2 separate regions of the Homo sapiens genome follow, and region 2 is linked to region 1. Evidence: chromatin loops called from intact Hi-C (ENCODE). Cell type or tissue: GM12878. All regions are shown on one strand.

Region 1 (5,000 bases):
ATTTTTTTTTTTTTTTTGTATTTTTAGTACAGACGGGTTTTGCTGTATTGGCCAGGCTGGTGGTCTCGAACTCCTGGCTTCAAGTGATCCACCTGCCTTGGCCTCCCTAAGTGCTGGGATTACAGGCGTGAGCCACTGCGCCCAGTTTATGATGGGACTGGTATTTTTAACTTCACTACTTGGCCCAATATTAAGCCTTTGCTGAGTATGGATTATACTTATGAAAAAAACACTATATCCCTTAAAACCCCTGCTACTTATGAAATATTTCAGATAAAAAGTATAGAGAACTATAAAATTAATCCAAGTTAAGAAAAACTTTACTCCTCCATGACCCTTTCTTCACTCCTAGAAATAATCAATATCCAGAATGCGGTATTTATTCCACTTTTTTTTTTATTACTTTACTACATATGAGAGCGTCCCTAGACAAAATATAGTATTCTTTTGCATATTTGTCTTCATACAACCACACACACACATTAATACTATAGGTGTTCTTGTCCTCCAACTAGCTAATTTAACATTATATGTCTATATGTACACACACACACACAAACTTGATTCTTATACTCAAGAGAGCATTGTGAGGAGTTCAAGAGGAAACCCTCCTCCAGATCCCAGCACAGTTTTTGACACATTATTCACAGCACCAATGTTTGCTTCCTTCTCATCCCAACTGTGCTGAGATGTTATTTCTTTACATATTCACTTCTAATTTTACCATTAAGTATTCTTTTTGTCTGCATTCTTTTAGTTTACATTGTGGTTCTTTATCAGGCTTTCTGAATTGAATGTTTAACTCATTTTCATTTTTATTGATATAGGTATTTAATGCTTTAAAATAGCCTCTGATAGCAACTCTAGCTAAATTCGTACATCCTCTGTTTTCATTATGATTATATGCACCAAATTCTGCAACTTTAATCTATTTCCATTTGGGTGCAAGTTTTGTTTAATAGCCTCAGATAGAGTCAATTTTCATGAATGATCCATGTTTATATGAAAAGTAGGTGTGTTGCCTAATATTAGGCTTCACAATTTAGAATAAGTGTATCTGTAAGATCTACCCTTGGAATTATGTTGCTTAAGTCTTCTCTACAGTTGTTAAATTTTTCTCCACCTGAACGTTTTTGGATTATAGGAAATGTGGTAGAATTTCTATTATTAAATGGTGTGCTTCTTCCTACTTCTCTTTGCACTACTGTAGTTTTTGCTCTATCAATATTTTTACCACATGACTGCATATATGAGTAGCTCCCATCTTCCTTGTGAATTGTAGCCTTTGACTTTATCAACTGTGTTTTTTTGTCTCTTTAAATCCATTTTGGTCTCAGTTTTTTTCTTTTAATTATCAAGATTGTAACCCTTACTTTCTTTATATTGTCAACTGCCTAGTATATATTTATCCTTACATTTTTAACCTATATGAATACGTTTGTTTTACGTGTATCACTTGGAAAAGCACAGCTTTGGATTTTTCTTCAATAGGCAATCTGAAATACTTTTAATAGATGAGTTAAGCCAATTTATTGTTATTGATATGATTGATGTCTTTGCTCATTTGTGTTCAATTCTGTTGTATTGCTTTTAAACACAGAAATTGTATAGTCTTTCACTAGTTCATATGTTTATTTGCTATCTATATTTAGTATTTCGAATGGTTAATACATAATATCCTTGATATGGAAGAAGTCTTAATAATGAGTAGAGAAATCATCAAAAGATATGAACAGATAATTCACATAAAATGCAATATACATAGTCACTAAACTTTCAAAAATATACCAAATTACAATAATTCTGCCTGCCACGGGCTGCCAGTGTGCACCAGAGGTATCTCATGTTTCATCTTATGGATGCCCCAGAGTAGAGGATTTTACTGTCTTCTTTTACACTTATCAATTTTATTCTGACAGAATTAGAGTCATTCTATATGTAAATTCATACCCTGGGTTTTAAGTGAGGTATTTTTTTTTTGCTCCATGCAAACACGTCTGTGGAGAAGTTTGACAATGGTGGTACGGTGGTGCCCCCTCGTGACTGAAGCCTGAACTGCATGCAGCTTGAACATCACAGTAGGAAAGTGGGAGGGAGGAGTTGTGGCCCAAGCCCCGCCCTACAGAGTTTTCTAGAAGTCTGAGTGGAAAATTGGGCATTCCCAGTGTGTAGGAATACTGACAGCCTCCATTAAAAAAATGGAGCCTTTTACTATGTGGAAGAGAAAACTATGTCAGAATAATAAATATATATTTTAAATGCTTTGAGACATATGGATAAATAGCTGGAGACCTGGGTAAGCTAAAATGGATGCAGATCTTTTATTATCTTTGTAACCCAAGTTTGCCCTTATTATAACCATCTTTTCATGGAAATATACGTCTGTGATAACATCTTAAAATACTTAAACACAAAATCTCACTTTTTTTTTTTGGACTATGTATTTCATTGTGTGGATACCCTCAAATTTATTTCACTAGTATTATAGCAATGAAAATTTAGTTCCCTTACCATTTCTATGACCGAAAATAATGTACTTAACGCCATGCTCGTGTATATGCAAATATGTTTGTAAGCATTTATTTATAGTAAGTTCCTAAAAGTTTCATTTTAAAACCCTTTGAACTATAACATTTTATATTAATAATCAATTCAAAATACTATTACTAATTTATATTGCCTATATCACAGTATGAAAGTACCTAGTTCTCCACACATTAGAAATAATGAGAATCATTAATTTGGTACACAAGAAGTCATCTCTCATCATTACTTTCATTATAACTCGTTTTTGTTGCCTTCTGGAATTCCATCCTATGGATGTAACATAATCAATTTTCACAACTTCTTGTTATTCAGACTGTCCTGATATTTCCTATTATCTACACTGTGTGGATGGCATCTTTTCAGAGTCTGTGCACTGCTGAAGGGCACAGTTACAGGCACAATTCCTGTGGCTATTTGCGCTAGTGAGTTGAATGTGTCTTCCTTGAGTCCAGCAAGCTGTCTTAGGAGAAATATAACACAACATGATAAATGTCTCAGTTTGTGTGAGTGAGTGTGTGTGTGTGTGTGTGTGTGTGTGTATGCTGACAACCACATTTCCCTCTGCCCTTTTGTGGGTTTGTGTCTCATTTGGTTTCTCTTCCCAAATTCAGGCTCAGAAGTGACAAAAGAGAATTATCAGGATGGCAGTCCTTATAACCAGATGCTTATCAACATTCTTCACTACATTCTGAAGATGAATTTCTACAAGGGAAATTGTTTATGTAAGTGGTGTGTACCCTTTGATATGTATTGACATAGTGGCACACATAGAGTTGTGCCATTTAAACTCCCCAAGGGGAGGCATGTGAGGTCGGCCACAGAGGACTGAAGAAATTAGTTAATGCTGACATCCTATCACATAGGGTGGGTCCTGGACTCCGTCATGGACCTGCTGTCATGCCATTGCCACAATTGGAAGACGTGGAAGTGATCAGATGCAATCAAATTTTGTACACAAGCACATCCTGATGTAGCGATGAGGGAAAGGGGGAAGAGGAATGATCATTGCTTGGACTTACAGGACAGAGGCAGAAGGGCTAGGACACAGGCACTCTTTATACGCATTCTTTTTTTTTTTTTTTTTTTGAGACGGAGTATCGCCTGTTGCCAGGCTGGAATGCAATGGTGTGATCTCAGCTCACTGCAACCTCCGCCTCCTGGGTTCAAGCGATTCTCCTGCCTCAGCCTCCTGAGTAGCTAGGACTGTAGGCACGCACCACCACGCCCAGCTAATTTTTTGTATTTTTAGTATAGTCGAGGTTTCACCATGTTGGCCAGGATGGTCTCCATCTCTTGAGCTCGTAATCCGCCTGCCTCGGCCTTCTACAGTGCTGGGATTACAGGCGTCAGCCACCACACCCGGCCCTATATGCATTCATTTTTATGTAAAACATATGCATCAATTCTTTTGTATGAAAACGTTTGGTCATTACTGTGGTACAACAGAAGACCAGGTCAGTACCATATTTTTTTTTCATATGTACACGGATTTTTATTTTGTTTTAGACATTGTCTTACACACAATAGACATTCAGTATTTGTTGAAATTAATGAAAGAAAAGAGAAACATGAAAACGGTCTGAGAAGACAATAATCTGCTTTTTAATTTATAGACAGCAATTAGGTCAAACAATTATAGCAATGATGACAAAGAACAATATCTGAGGTACACTCAAAACCTTATGAGGGTTATTTGCCAGTTTTCCTGGCTATTTCTACACCCTTTGATCTCTAGTGAATGTTTCTACTTACAACTACATATTTTGTAAGTTTTGCCTACTGTATTTCAATCAACACTGTAAAAAATGAAGAGAGTCTTTTTGGTTCAAATTTGGTTTTTAGTTAATTATGTGATGTGTATATGATTTTTTGTTACCTTTTCTGTATAGATATCAGGAGAATCGAAAATATGTTGATGGTGGAATTGTGGTATGACATTTTTACTGACTACTACTCTGCAAAAGTTTTATCTATGAGCTCTATGGGTTGTTCCTGGCTTTTGAAAATTTACTTTAAGGAAGTGTTTTTGGAAATGGATTATAAGTATACAAGTATGCAATCTTATGTATTTGCAACTGTCTAAGATGTTATGATACTTTCCTCCCTGCAATCTGGCATTCATCCATTCAAGACATTTTAATTGAACTCTTACAATGTTCTTAATACTATGATAAGCCCTGAAGGTAAACTGTGACTAAAAATGTTGCAGGATAAAATACAGGATTCCTAGTTAAATTTGAATTTTAGATAAACAACATTCTTATACTAAAAATTATTCCATGTTTATCTGAAATTCAAATTTAGCTGAGTGTCCTGTAACTTTTTATTTTATTTGTTTACTTGTTTGTCTGTGATAAATATGGCAGCCCTAGTAAAAATAAATATAGCCCCTGATTTATTCTAATTTACTCTTTGGTTGGCAAGGAAGGCACTAATCAAATAAACCTGCAGAT
Region 2 (5,000 bases), 710 kb before region 1:
GCTTCTTCTGCTGTGTTCCTTTTTAATTGCAAGCTACAGTGTGTAGGGAAAAGAAGCACTTGCCCATAAATAATCAGAAGCAACCCTGGGTCCAGATTGCAGGATTCAACTCAGCTATAATTAACTGTTGTGCCCTACAACTTATCAGGCCCTGTACTAAACACTAAGGGTACCAGTATAAATGAGACAAAATATTTACTGTGAGAAGGACACAGTTTAGTGGGGAACAGTGATGACTGTGAACAATGTTTTAAAATTGGGATTCACCTACCAGATCCCCAGTTCCTGCCATTATTTCCCATCAATCTGTAATTACGGGTTTATTTGGCACAGAAATCTCAAAGCAAAGGAAGAGGGAAACGTATCTGGATCCGTGTAAGTTAGTGTAGACTACTGGGGACTCCTGAGGTCAGGGTGGTGTGAACCAGAACAGTCTTGGGAACATAAAATTATCCCTACAACTCCTGTGTATGTGCAGAATGAAACCTGTAGCAATGTCTGCACAGAAAATTGATAGTCAAGGAGACTAAGCTATATTCATCAGAGGATGGAAGAGATAGTCCAATTCTGAGCACACTATCATGAGTGTCACTCAAATTTGTCTGGGAGAAGGGGATGAGGAAGGAAGTGGGAGAAAACCATAAAGGGCTGCTTGCATTTATAAGCAGTGTTGGTGAAGTATCTGCCTGGTTTAATTATAACTCTAAAGCAGGGAGGGACACTCTATACATTTTTGAAAAGGCAAAATGGGGATTCGGATTACTGAAGGTTCCAGAGAAATCGGTGGGTCTTTGTCATCTTTAGAAGTCCAGTACATCTGCAGTGGTAGAAGCCAGTGGAGGGAGCAAAACGCAAGAGAAGAGGAAGATGTGCCTAATAGTTATGGTATTATGCAGGAAAGAAAGCCAGAGTAGCAGATGAATAGAAAAGCATTTACAGTTGAGCATCCCTAATCCAAAAATCCAAAATCGAAGTGCTCCAAAATCCAAGGCTTTTTGAACATGACATGATGCTACAAATGGAAAATTCCACACCTGACTTCATATACGCAAACTTTGTTTCACACACAAAATTATTAAAAATATTGTATAAAATTACCTTCAGGCTATGTGTTTGAGGTGTATATAAAATTAAATAAATTTCATGTTTAGAGTTGGGTTTCATCCTCAAGACAGCTCTTTATGTACATGCAAATGCTTCAAAAACAGAAAAAAAACCCCAGAAATCTGAAATCTGAAATGCTAGTCCCAAGCATTTCGGATAATGGATTTTGAACCCGTACTCACCTGGAAATCAACTGGACTTGCTGATAGGCACTCTCCTTGGAATCTTCCCTAAATATGAAGGGCACTTAGAGGGCTGGAGCCTTGCATGTATAAATAGAGCAAGACACAGAGCTCAGTCATCACCTCATTTGATTCCCACAGCAGCCGTCTAAGGCATTTATAATGTAACGTACCTGTAATTATCAGGTACATGTTTCTAAATGAGAGATCCATAGGTAATATAAGATTTATATGTCTTTAAACTGTGTTTCAAGTGTTTATTAATTGCCCCCATTTCCTATATAAGTTGATTGGCAAGTTCCTTGCTTCTTACTTTTTTTTTCCCTGAAACATAGGAAACACATGTATTCATTTTGGAAAAGTGAGAAAAAGTGGATAACCAAGAAAAAAATAAAGAAATTTAAAAGTACCAGTAACTATACAACATAGAAAAAGCACATTCTGGTTTTCATTCATTCATATATATATATATATATATATATATATATATATATATATATTTCATATATATTATATATAGTGTGCATACGTACACATCTAAATGAAATAGTCTATCTGTAGACTGCTTTTAAATTGCTTTATTAACTTTACAGTATGCAATAAACATCTTTCCATGAAAGTTGATGAAAGTCCTCTTCTGACAGAAAAACTTACAGACTAGGTCAAAATGCAATCTCCAATCAGAAAATTGCAGAAGAATGCCAAAAGGTTCACATTAAAGGTACACCAGGAAAAATGCGAATTTAGAAAGCAGGGATTTTATGATTATTAACCTCAAGATTCAAGGCATAAGGCAAAACTCATCATGATGATCATGGTGAGGAGGGTCCCCTATAAGAATGCGCAGACTGTACCTCAACTGAAGTTCCCTAATTTTCCTCCTTAGCTCTCTCATCTCCTCCATGAACCGTTCCATATCATCTCCATCTCCATCTATCATATCAATGTTATCGACAAGCCTATTGGGCACATCCTCTCCAAAACCCGGGGCAGGTGGAGCCCAAACCCCTTTAACATTTCCTCCAGGCTCCTGGTATTCACCACCTCCTAAAGCGGGGGCTTCATTCTGCACTGGGGCCTTCTCCACAACTTTGTTTTCCTTGGGGACATTTTCCATGTTGAGTTTTTTTCCTGTTTTTTTTTTTTTTTTCTTCCTAGAAGATAAAAAGCAAGAAGAGGGAATGAATGCTTGATAGGATTCAGAGCTCTGTTTGGCAAAGGTTTTCCCACCTGAGAAACTTTATGAACCCTGTAGGGGGCGCCCCAGACCCAGCGCTGCCCCAAAGCCCATCATTTTCCCTGAAAATCCCTTCCCCAGGCCACTCCTACCGCCAAAATGCAAGACGACTTAGCGGAGGGGGACGATCATAGAGAGACCAGACTTCACCTCCCTGGGATCCTAATAAGCTCTCCAGGAGCGCCCCAGATCTCGCCCCTCTACTCCCTTCTTCCCTCATCAGATACAGGCTGTCATTTTATGAAGACTCTCCTAAGTTTCTCCTGCACTCAACTCGGGCAGGAAGGGCTGTGAGTCACCCAGATTCTGCTCTGATCCTTGATACCCCTACACCAGAGGGCCCCAGGCAACCTCCTACCTTCAGGGATCAGAGGCAGTCTTTCTCTCTTAGCCTTGAAATCGGCTGCACAAACGCACTTAAAGACCTGCAGACAAATGTGACAATTACCAGGACTGATCTTTTAATCAAAGGACCGGTAATGGGAGTTGATTTAGGGTTCTCCTAGTATTAGCACCTTCTGTTTCTCCTCCATCCTGTCTCACGGCTTCTTTTCCCACCCTGTGACAGGCTATCCCACCTTCCAGAAATAGGCATCAAAGATGATTATTTCCAAAACGTTTTAACCTCTTCTTTAGGCGCCCATCTCTACTGTTTCCTCTTACCTGTCATCTAGTTACCCTTTCTGCAACGCAGGCAACTTGCCTGGCGGGGGAGTTAGAAGAGCTTGCTGAATGAATACGTAGTTTATTCACAAAGAATTTCAATCTAGATATCCATCAGGCCCTCTCTCCACCCGATCCCCACTCCCATGCCCACCATTTTATGCATCAAGATGGACGATGAGTGAAGAGGTATGTGGGCATTGAAAACTAGGACCTGCTGCGGTCTCTGCGCTTTGTCATTCTCACTCCAGGATCTACAGGTAGCGCCCACGCTTACACCGACCGACCTGCTGAGACCAAAAACAGTTTCTCGCTCCTCGCCTCTGTCCCTCAGTCAGAAGCTCGCCCGCTCAACTGCCGCAATAGGGACCTGCTTTCCAGACCTAATCTCTGTCCCCCTCCTCTGCAGCAATTCCTCTCCTCGGCCCCCGCAGCCTATCATTTCCAGCTCTAAATGGGTAGAGGGTGAAGAAAAGATACCTAGAAGGCAGGCCTAAAACCTTGGCAGGGTCCGCCCTCCCCAACCCTTGGTTGCCGGCTGTACCTCCCTCCCGCGGACCTGCAGGAAGCAGGCTGTTTCCTTTCAGTCTCCTCCACCGGCTGGACTCCATCAGACATTGCCCGATGGCCGGCCTCCTAGGAGATCTCAAATGGTACCCATTCTCAATCCAGCCCCCTCGGGAGATCCTCTCCCCAACCGCTCCATTTCTCGCACTAAACGGGTGTGTATCTGGAAAGGGTGTGTATCCAGTCCTAGACCCGCTCTGGTCTTTGCCCTCTGCTGCTCACACACCGGTCAGCGCCACCTACCTGCCAGGGCTCAGGGGTCAGCTTCTACCACTTTCCACCTTTCCTGGGCAGCTGGCTCGCCTGCCTTCAGGGCAACAGCGAGCCGTCACACGGCCAGCGACAACTACCAGACTGCAACTAGGAGGAGGGACTAATCCACGCATTGGCTCTGGGTCTCCTAAGGGTCACGTCACTGTGAGCTCAGATTTCCAATTACCATTCACACCCGCAGTGCGGCAGGAGGGTGGGGGCGGGACTGTGGGCGGGGCCACCTTTCTCTTCATTCGTGCTTTCTCCACCACTACCACAGGCTACTATCCACCCCTCTATTTTTTTATTTAGCGATCCCCACGACCAAACGGGTCATAATATTTTGTATTTGGCTTGCTCTGGTTTCTGCTGGAGCTTTTAAAAAATCGCTTCTTCCTCTTCTATACACCTAAACGCACACTTCTCTCCCCTTCACGTCCAGCAAGTAAAGCCCTAACAGTCTTGTAGGGCTTGGTCCCAGATTGGAACCCGGAGAAGGGGTGGGGAGCGAGAGGCTAGGAAGTCTGGAAAATAGGCAGGAAGTGGTATTCAAATTTTTTTTTCACTTCAACTACTTTCCTTTTTGTTTGTTTATTTGGGAAGGGGGTTCCTTTTATTTTTCATCAGCATGCATTCATTTTGTTGTTGTTTTTATAACTAGACAATACAATTATTTTCAGTTGAAAAAACAGGATTCGAGTTGTAAAAACATGGCAATCTGTTTCTCCTGCTGAATCATATTATAAATATAAACCTTCCAGAAAGCATTCCCCTGCCTCCTTTAAGGACTTTGAAATAAGGCCGGGAGCGGTGGCTCGTGCCTGTGATCCTAGCACTTTGGGAGGCCGAGGTGGGTGGATCACGGGGTCAGTAGTTCAAGACCAGCCTGGCCAAGATGGTGAAACCCCGTCTCTACTAAAAATACAAAAAGTAGCTGGGCGTGGTGGCAGGCGCCTGTAATCCCAGCTACTCGGGAGGCTGAGGCAGGAGAATTG

What was found. A loop is a pair of places that touch in the nucleus more often than their neighbours do. Peaks named below come from ENCODE experiments on the same cell type or tissue, not always from the same donor. Only the 100,000 strongest peaks of a DNase experiment are listed, where the experiment ranks them.
Region 2: it touches region 1 in a loop (4-fold over the local background); 3 of 110 quality-filtered maps call a loop at or near these places.

Annotation. Positions count from the first base shown.
Region 1 is chrX:102,861,884-102,866,883 of GRCh38, forward strand. It overlaps ARMCX5-GPRASP2 (ARMCX5-GPRASP2 readthrough), which reads left to right. Exons shown (of 19, transcript NR_146584.3): 13 at 3,159-3,269. LINC00630 (long intergenic non-protein coding RNA 630) reads left to right here. Exons shown (of 12, transcript NR_146589.1): 4 at 3,159-3,269. Among named protein-coding and RNA genes, the nearest start is that of RAB40AL, 73 kb to the right of the region's middle. In GM12878, a CTCF peak has its summit at 2,041 (motif pointing left); a DNase peak (open chromatin) is centred at 2,058.
Region 2 is chrX:102,151,863-102,156,862 of GRCh38, forward strand. BEX5 (brain expressed X-linked 5) reads right to left here and starts at 4,115. Exons shown (of 3, transcript NM_001012978.3): 1 at 3,997-4,115; 2 at 2,882-2,948; 3 at 1,850-2,440. The coding sequence starts at 2,403. The coding sequence ends at 2,068. RefSeq lists an enhancer at 3,932-4,071. In GM12878, a CTCF peak has its summit at 2,544 (motif pointing right); no DNase peak of the experiment used is centred here; H3K4me3 peaks cover 860 bases.